Regions from separate parts of the Homo sapiens genome. Here region 2 is linked to region 1. A link is a contact called in ENCODE Hi-C or POLR2A ChIA-PET data. All regions are on one chromosome and are shown on one strand. Each heading gives the region's core, a stretch centred on a gene start or an enhancer-like site at or near the end of the contact. The rest is flanking DNA. Distances are from core to core; before and after follow the strand shown. Region 1 holds the start of SEMA4B (semaphorin 4B). Region 2 holds the start of BLM (BLM RecQ like helicase).

Region 1 (4,463 bases), core at 1,257-3,756:
CCTTGGAGGGTTTTGAGCAGAGGAAAGCCCTGATCTGGCTTGTGTTGTGTGTTGTTTTGTTTAAGATGGAGTCTTGCTCTGTAGCCCAGGCTGGAGTGCAGTAGCACAATCTCAGCTCACTGCAACCTCCGCCTCCCAGGCCCCGGTTCAAGCAATTCTCCTGCCTCAGCCTCCCGAGTAGCTGGGATTACAGGCACACACCACCATGCCCAGCTAATTTTTGTGTTCTTAGTAGAGATGGGGATTCACCATGTTGGCCAGGCTGGTCTTGAACTCCTGACCTCAAGTGATCTGCCCGCCTCGGCCCACCAAAGTGCTGGGATTACAGGCGTGAGCCACCACCCCTGTCCTGGCTTGTGTTTTAAAGACTCACTCCAGCTGCTGTGTTGAGAATAGATTGTAGGGGAACCAAGGAGGAAACGGGGAGAACAGTTAGGAGGCCCTTGCAGTAACCAGGAGAAAGAGGGTGGTGCCTGGGCCCTAGGGAGCTGGGAAGTGGTCAGATTATAGATTTTCTAATGGACTGGATGTGAGGAGTGAGATAATGAGAGGAGCTGAGGGTTTTGGCCTGAGCAATTTAAAGATGGAATTGCCATTAAATGAAATGGGGAAGGCTGTAGGTGGAGCACATTTTTGAGAAGGGGGAGAGATCAGGAGCTTAGTTTGGGACATGTTGGGCTCGAGATGGTTTTCAGACAGCCAAGTAGAAATATTGAGGCCGGGTCAGGTGTGGTGGCTCACGCCTGAAATCCCAGCACTTTGGGAGGCCAAGGCAGGTGGATCACGAGGTCAGGAGTTCAAGACCAGCCTGGCCAACATTGTGAAACCCTGTCTCTATTAAAAATACAAAAAATTAGCGGGGTGTGGTGGCATAAACCTGTAATCTCAGCTACTCGGGAGGCTGAGGCAGGAGAATCACTTGAACCCAGAAGGCAGAGGTTGCAGTGAGTGGAGATTGCACCATTGCACTCCAGCCTGGGCAAAAGAGCAAGACTCTGTCTCAAAAAAAAAAAAGTTGAGGCCTTTTGGAGTTAAGGGCTGAGCAGGGCTGGACTAGGCGGCAGATAGGGGTTTGGGTATCACTGGCTGTAGGTGGATTGAACCCATTTAGAGTAAGCATCCAAACCTGGGCAATAGTAGCACTGTGGGTGCTTGGTGCTGTCCATATCCCATGTGGAATTCTGTGTCCAGTTCTGGGAGCCCCTTTAAAAGGGATGCTGCTAGCCTGCACCATGTCCACAGAAGGTGATGGAGGTACAGAAATCATGCAGCATGAGGAAACTTAGCTGTAAGAAAGGAGACCTGGGACCATGTGGGTGCTGTGCCCACCCTCTTGACAGCATCCCTGTTGTGGGAGCAGATGTGGCAGACCCTGAAAGTCGGGAGGAGAGGAAAAGAGGTGCTCTGAGGAGGCTGATTTTGGCTGGGGGTGAAGAGGAGCTTTCCTGCAATTGCAGCAAATTTATGGAGCGATGGTCTCTACTGCCATGGAAATAACTAGCAGAGGCTTTCACTCTTTTGGACTCTTAACTACAGGAGGAACTACTACATTTTTCTGTAATCCTGTGCACACTTAGGAAAAGTTGAAGTAGCTTTCCCAAAATTACTTATCCTTTGAGATTATTGCTTAGATAGTTTCTATGTTTTGTTTGTTTCTTAATGCTGTTGGGATCCACTAAATTGATTTCAGAATCTGCTAATGGTCCAGGCTGCAGTTGGAAACCCCTGGTCTCAGCAGAGCTGAACTCCACCCGTGGAGATGTTAGGAGCCAGGAGGATTAGGGGTGGGTGCCTCTGGGCTTCCACTCCAGTCTTAGGGGTTCCCTTCCCCTGCCGGGTCACGTGCAGGTTGTGAAGGTTTTACCTCCTCAGCAGTACATTAAATCCTATTATCCCACTTAAGCTAATCTTGCCCTTCCCCCACCCGAGGGCTTCGCGTGGACAGAATATTAAGCGGACAAGCCCGCAGGGTGCCTAGACTAAGTGCTGAGCTTGTAGTGAATGCCCAGCCATGACTTGCAGTGGATTGACCTGTGCAAAAATTGGACTCTCAAGCTGCTAGCCCCAGTGTCAGCACGAGCTCGGCCGAGTTCATTTGGTCGCAGGAACAAGGGGGTCGCCAGGAGCAAGAGCGGAGGGGGCGCCTAAAGGGAGGAGACCAAGGCCTAATCACCATCCGCCCCCTAACTCCCTAGGCGCATAGCGGGGACGCAGCGTGTCCCCAAACCAACGCCACTAGCAGAGGGTCCCAGAGGAGCCGGAAGGGGCCAGGGCCTGGGCGGCGGTGGGAGGGTCTGAGCAGTGGGGGCGGGGAGCTGGGGGTCGGCTTTCGTCCGCGTCCCAGCGCTCCGGCGGCCGCCGGGGCTACTGATCCCGGGCTTGGCCCCTGCGGCAGCGCCCCGAGCTGCCGCCCCTCGCGCTGCCAGCGCCCGGGAAGGAGGAAGGGGGAAGGGGGCGGGCCGGCCGGGCTCACGGCCGACTTCCTCCTTCAGCCCCGCCCTCCGCCGCTTGCGGGTGAGCTCTGCCCAAGCCGAGGCTGCGGGGCCGGCGCCGGCGGGAGGACTGCGGTGCCCCGCGGAGGGGCTGAGTTTGCCAGGGCCCACTTGACCCTGTTTCCCACCTCCCGCCCCCCAGGTCCGGAGGCGGGGGCCCCCGGGGCGACTCGGGGGCGGACCGCGGGGCGGAGCTGCCGCCCGTGAGTCCGGCCGAGCCACCTGAGCCCGAGCCGCGGGACACCGTCGCTCCTGCTCTCCGAATGCTGCGCACCGCGATGGGCCTGAGGAGCTGGCTCGCCGCCCCATGGGGCGCGCTGCCGCCTCGGCCACCGCTGCTGCTGCTCCTGCTGCTGCTGCTCCTGCTGCAGCCGCCGCCTCCGACCTGGGCGCTCAGCCCCCGGATCAGCCTGCCTCTGGGTGAGTGCCGGGGACCCGGGGACGCGGGCCGGGGGAAGGAAGGCTGCCGGGGACGTGCCTCGTGCGGAGGTGGCCGTGACAAAGGACCAAGGAGGGGACCTGTCGGAGGCACGGGATCCATTAGGACCCCTTCTTTTTTCAAGGCGCTGCGCGGAGGGAGGGAGAGGAGAGGGGAGCTGTGGGGCCGCTGGCCCCTTTCTTCAGTTTTCTTTCTGCGTAGGGATGGGGTCTAGCCCGCTCTGTCGTCCCCCCTAGTTCCCTTAGGAGGATGCACTTTCGGCGGGGTCCGCCTGCCCATCTACTTGTCTTTGATGCTGACCAGAGCCGACCGCGGTGCCGCCCCCGAGGGCGGCTCGGGGTAGAGGGAGGCCACTGCTTGCAGTCCTATAAACACTGGGGTTCTGGTATTCCCAGCAAGTCGCAGCAGGGCCGGGAGCTGTGGTGGGCGGGCAGGCGCCCGATCCTCCCTCTCCGCCCCTCCATCCCTGGCTTGCCAGTGCAGCCCCAAGCCCCAGCATGGAGAGACCTCCAGGCCCTGGGAGCGACCAGACTGCGGATGGGGGCAGCTCTGGGCGCTGACATTCCCAAGTCCTGGGAGCGAACAGACTGCGGATGGGGGCAGCTCTGGGCGCTGACATTCCCAAGTCCTGGGCGCGACCCCTCCTCAGAGTGACCTGGGAGTAGCATCCTGGTTGGCTGGGTTCCTTTCCTGGTCCTCACATCTGCTTCTGTGGCCACCTCCTGTTTCAGCCCTCCGCCCTTCCCTCTCCTTTTCCCTTCCATCCGGTTGCTTCTCCAGCTCTTCTTGGGGCACTTGGGCTTTAGATTCAGAGGGTCCTGGATCCCAAGCCCATTTCTTCCACTGGGCAAGTAAGTGCCTTCTGCTCCCAGTGCCCCACCTTTCTCATCTGCAAAATAGGCAGTCGTAGGTGCCTTGCAAGGTGTGTTACTCGGGTATGAAGTTTATAAGTGCCCAACAGATGTATCCGCAAGCCCTTTAACTTGTTGGTTGTCATATTGTATGACTTGGAATAAAGCATGTATGAATTAGAGGTTACAGACTGAAACTGTCCCAGACTTCCATCTCCTCACAGCATCCCCACCTCTAAAAGCATCCTGTTTACAAAGGGAAATAGTAGAATCAGCACTTAAATTAAGGCAGGGCCCTAGCGGCTTCAAGTAACCCTACCTGAACCCCTGTCTGAAATACTGCAGATGACCTGGGTTCAAATGCTACCTCAGCCACTTAGTAACCATGTGACCTTGAGCAGGCTACTTAAAGTTTCTGGGTCTTGATTTCTTCATCTGTAAAACAGGTATAATAACAGAACCTACCTCAAGGTAGTGAGGATTAAATCAGCTCGTGTTTGAAAAGTCGTTAGGACAGGGCCTGGTACGGGAACCGCTGAATGAGTGTTACTCAGCTCAGAGTTTACTTCTGTACATCTTGCCCAGATCTGGGGTGATTCTGCCTGGGGTTAGGACAGGGTTGGGGTGTTAGTTTGACTGTAGCCCCTTGGGTGCTTCAGCTTGTGAAGTCAGGATGAACAG
Region 2 (4,872 bases), core at 1,824-4,323, 520 kb after region 1:
TCTGCCTCCAGGGGTAACCTGGTATGCACTATATACTCTTTTTCTCTTTTTTTTTTGAGATGGAGTCTTGCTCTGTCGCCCAGGCTGGAGTGCAGTGGCGTGATCTCGGCTCACTGCAAGCTCCGCCTCCCAGGTTCACACCATTCTCCTGCCTCAGCCTCCTGAGTAGCTGGGACTACAGGCGTCCGCCACCATGCCTGACTGATTTTTTTGTATTTTTTAGTAGAGACAGGGTTTCACCGTGTTAGCCAGGATGGTCTCAAATCTCCTGACCTCGTGATCCACCCACCTCGGCCTCCCAAAGTGCTGGGATTACAGGCGTGAGCCACTGCGCCCGGCCCTATATACTCTTTTATCTACCTCTTTTTGTGCTCAGCATAGTGTCTGAGCTTCATCTATATTGTATGTACCAGTAGTTCATCCTCCTATTACTTTGTAATACAGAAAAAAACTGAGAAAAGCTTTGAAATGGTCTAAAACAGATTACTGGGGCCAGGCATGGTGGCTCAAGCCTGTAATCCCAGTACTTTGGGAGGCCAAGGCAGGCAGATCACCTGAGGTCAGAAGTTCATGACCAGCCTGGACCACATGGTGAAACCCCATCTCTACTAAAAATACAATAAATTAGCCAGGCGTGGTGGCACGTACCTGTAGTCCCAGCTGCTCGGGAAGCTGGGGCAGGAAAATCGCTTGAACCTGGGAAGTGGAGGTTGCAGTGAGCTGAGATCACACCACTGTACTCCAGTCTGGGTGACAGAGCAAGACTCCATCTAAGACAAACAACAAAAAAATGATTACTGGGTGTCATTGAAAAACAAGGTGCCCAGCTGTCCAGCTTACTTTTCTAGGATGTCTGATTCTATGAAGACTCTAAACCTTTCACTGTCTTTGAGCTACAGAACAACTATACAAACTATAGACACTTCTTGTCTATAGAAATGCAAATTGTGGCCGGGCACGGTGGCTCATGCCTGTAATCCTAACACTTTGGGAGGCCAAGACAGGCGGATCACCTGAGGTCAGGAGTTCGAGACCAGCCTGGCCAACACGGTGAAACCCTGTCTCTACTAAAATACAAAAAGCTAGCTGGGCATGATGGCGGGTGCCTGTAATCCCAGCTACTCGGGAGGCTGAGACGGGAGACTCTATTGAACCTGGGAGATGGTGGTTGCGGTGAGCCGAGCTTGCGCCACTGCACTCCAGCCTGGGCGGCTGAGTGAGACTCCGTCTCAAAAAAAAAAAAAAAAAAAGAAATGCAAATTGTTTTCAGTAGAATGCAATTGATTACTAAGCTGTGGATTTCATCAGTTCTGCCAGTTTTTGTATATATTTGTAGTTATTTCATTATTCCTCATTTGACTATGTGTGTGGTACTTTGAATTTTCCATTGAAGCAGTTGTAATCTTTCTGGATATCTCATTCATTAATGAGTTAAATAAAATCTCTAACATTTATTTTATATCTGTATTATATTTGATATTAAAATTATTCTTCAACAGTAGTATACAGTTATATGAATAAGCTGCAATTTATCTATTCATCTATTGGTGGACATCTGGGTTTTTTCCCTTTGGCTATTATGAATAAAGCTGCTATGAGTCTTTTGGTGAATAAAGGCATTCATTTTTTGGGGTAAATATCTAGAAATGGGATTTCTGGGGTATAGGGTAGGGGTAAATTTGATTTCAGTAGAGACTGATGTTTCCAAAGTGGTTGTACCATTTTACACTCCCATCAACACTGTATGAGAGTCCCATTTCTGCATCTTTGCAACTAAGGGAATTGTCAGTCTTTTCATTTCAGCTATTCTATGGAGTGTTTAATAGTATCATATTTTGGTTTCAATTTACCATAGAAGATTTTCAGGAGGGAGGTAACTTGAACAGATTTTTACATTTTAGAAAACTCTTTCTGCGTATTATGTGGAGAATGATTATTTGTATACCAAAGTTCATAGCAGCATTATTCACAATAGCCAAAAGGTGGGAATAACCAAGCATCCATTTATATGGATGAATGGATAAACAAAATGTAGTATACATGTATAATGGAATATTATTTAGCCTCAAGAAGGAAGAAATTCTGATACATGCTACAACATAGATGCTCCTTGAAGACATTATGCTAAGTGAAATAAGCCAATCAGAAAAGAGCAATTATTGTATGATTCAATTTATATGCGGTACCTCGCACTTACAGACAGAAAGTGCAATATCGGCTATAAGGGGTTGTGAGAAACGGGTAACGGGGAGTTACTGTGTAACAGGCAGATTTTCTATTTGGGATAATGAAAAAGTTCTGGAGATGGATAGTGGTGATGGTTTCACAACAATGTGAATGTACTTAATGCCAGTGAACTGTACACTTAAAAATGGTGAATTTTATGTTAGATAGATTTTATCACACACACAAAGAGGAGGGAGGGCGGGAGGGAAGGAGAGAGGGAAGGAAGTAGAGAGGGGAGAAGAGAGGAAGAAAGGAAAGAAAGTAAGATCTGGCATCACAGGGCCCACATTCCCGCGTGTCAGCAATAGGCTGAAACAGAAGCATGGTTTCTCACGTGTCCATGGAGGCATCTGAGTGTGTGCCCACTTTCCCGGTTCAATGACAATTTGCACCTGCTCGTGTAGAGGGGTACGGGTGAAACAGAGACCAGTATTATTAAGGGGATGGAGAGGAGAGACCGCCAAAACATCGCAGAGACACACCGTCGGAACCAAGAGAATGGGGTGCAGACGCCTGGCTTGGCCTGTGGGAACTGGCAAGTCTCAGCTCTCAAACGCCCGGGCTTTTCAACCCGCCACAGCCGGGTTCCAGCTGCCTACTTCCTTTAAAGCCTTCACCGACTCTAAAACACCAAAAACAAAGACCCAACTAGCTCCGGAAGCCCGAGATGTAACCGTAGTCATCTGACCCTCCCGTCCGGACTCTGATTGGGCTTTGGAGATACGCGTCCCTCCCGGCGCTGTACGGCGACCCCGCCCCAGCAGCCTGAGGGGGCGGGAACAGATGTCCGAGTGCGACAGTATTGGTCGGCTTCCCCAGGAAGCAGCCAATCGGAATAGGCAAGCTTCCGGCGGGAAGTGAGCCAGGGCTTGGCGCGGCGGCCGTGGTTGCGGCGCGGGAAGTTTGGATCCTGGTTCCGTCCGCTAGGAGTCTGCGTGCGAGGTGAGTACCGCGCGCGTAACTACGGGTCGGTCCGCATTGATCTAGCCCTGCTCTGGCGGCCCGGCCCGGAGCTGGAGGCCGCTCGGGTTCTTCCGTTTCCTGCACTGGTTCGCCTCGGCCCGCTGAGTCCTCTAGTCTGGCCAACATCCTGGGAGGACAGCAGATACATAAATACGTTCCCAAATGGGGAAACAGAGGCCCGGGGCGGGGGCGAACTCTGCCAAGGTCTCCCGGGGCGTCGGAGGCCGAGCATGGGCTAGGACCTGGCATGTTGTTGCCCATATACTCCAGTGCGTAACATGATGCCCTGCACAGAGTAATCCCAGCCCAGACCTCTGGCACTACTACCTCCGTGTCCCTCCTGAGGAACAACGAAAACACTTTGTACTTTTTCTGTGGCCTTCCATAATCACGAGCTGGGCTACTCTTGTTTTTGAGTGTCTACTGTGTGCCATGTTCCTGGCACCCTTGATCTTACAACTGTAGCTTTACGATATCCCAGCAAAGCGAAGTGCTTAAGAATACTGCATCAGATTGCTTGGGTTCGAATTCTGGCTCCTTCACATTTAGCTCTGTGTCTACTGCACGTTACTGAAACACTAAGTGTCTTGGTTTTCGTCTGTCATATGGGGGAAATGGTCTCTTCTACTTCCTGGCGTTTTTGTTAGGATTAAACGACTTAATATATGCAATAATAAATGCTTCGAAGGCTACCTGTTACATAGTACACAGTAAGGGTTCTGTTATCATTACCCAGAGAAGCGGATGAAATTGTCCCCATTTTAGACATGGAGAATCTGAAGTACAAAGAGGTTGTCTCCGTACAGAAAGAGCATTTGGTGATTAAGTGCTAGAGATACAGGATTTGAACTAAGCGCCTGATTTTAAAGTATGTCCCACAACATTAGGCTTTCTCCTATAGCCCTCACCTGTCCTTAGGTCACACAGAACTTTAGGTACCTCATGGCGTGAGATGGAGCAGGTGACTGACAGCTCCTTGTGCCACCCATGCAGATAAATAACACTGGTGTGTCACTGTCAAGATTAAGGGACAGGAATTCGAGAGACTGCATGAGAGATCAGAAGATGAAGAAGCGGGTAGGCAAAAGTATTCTGTTTGGGGAATAGTAAATAGAATTAATTAAATCAACATTTTGTTAGCTGGGCTGCTTATACTGTCAGACAGTAGCTTATAATCTACTGGGAAGAAATGAAATTTCTGGGTCCTGTGTCACTTTCAATGCCACTCACCATGACAGGTACCTTATAAGTATAGTTTACAGTCCTATCAGTAACCTGGAGAAGTAGTTATTTCCTTCGTTTTACTGAGGAAACCAAGAGTTAAAAAATCAGGAAAAGTGTTAGATGTGCAGTAGAACATCATCATGCTGGGAAGTTCTACACATCCGCTTCAGGACAGGTGGTATTACCTATGAGCAGGAAGGGAAGGGAAAAAGGTAAGGGGAATGAGTGATAGTTTATTGTTTTGATTTTTAAATTTTTATCTGTTTTTTCCTTTTTCATAGTCATTCCTGGAATGAGTGAGTTTGTTTTTGTTTTTGTTTTTGGGGGATGGAGTCTCGCTCTGTCGCCCAGGCTGGAGTGCAGTGGCGCGATCTTGGCTCACTGCAAGCTCCGCCTCCCGGGTTCATGCCATTCTCCTGCCTCAGCCTCCCAAATAGCTGGGACTACAGGCACCCACCA

The links. A loop is a pair of places that touch in the nucleus more often than their neighbours do. ChIA-PET counts read pairs that join two places held with the same protein, here RNA polymerase II (POLR2A). Pooled maps may share reads with other maps.
Region 2: a loop to region 1 is called in a pooled map, with 2.6 times the contacts of the local background. The contact joins the promoter of BLM here to the promoter of SEMA4B in region 1. A Hi-C loop is called at or near these places in 1 of 50 pooled maps. POLR2A ChIA-PET finds 5 or more read pairs at or near these places in 4 of 52 experiments (B cell, CD4-positive, alpha-beta memory T cell, OCI-LY7 and 1 more).

What each region holds. Positions count from the first base shown.
Region 1 is chr15:90,198,824-90,203,286 of GRCh38, forward strand. SEMA4B (semaphorin 4B) reads left to right here and starts at 2,507. Exons shown (of 14, transcript NM_198925.4): 1 at 2,507-2,912. The coding sequence starts at 2,756. RefSeq lists an enhancer at 2,055-3,026 and a silencer at 2,199-2,958.
Region 2 is chr15:90,714,273-90,719,144 of GRCh38, forward strand. BLM (BLM RecQ like helicase) reads left to right here and starts at 3,074. Exons shown (of 22, transcript NM_000057.4): 1 at 3,074-3,168. CRTC3-AS1 (CRTC3 antisense RNA 1) reads right to left here and starts at 2,868. Exons shown (of 4, transcript NR_120372.1): 1 at 2,709-2,868.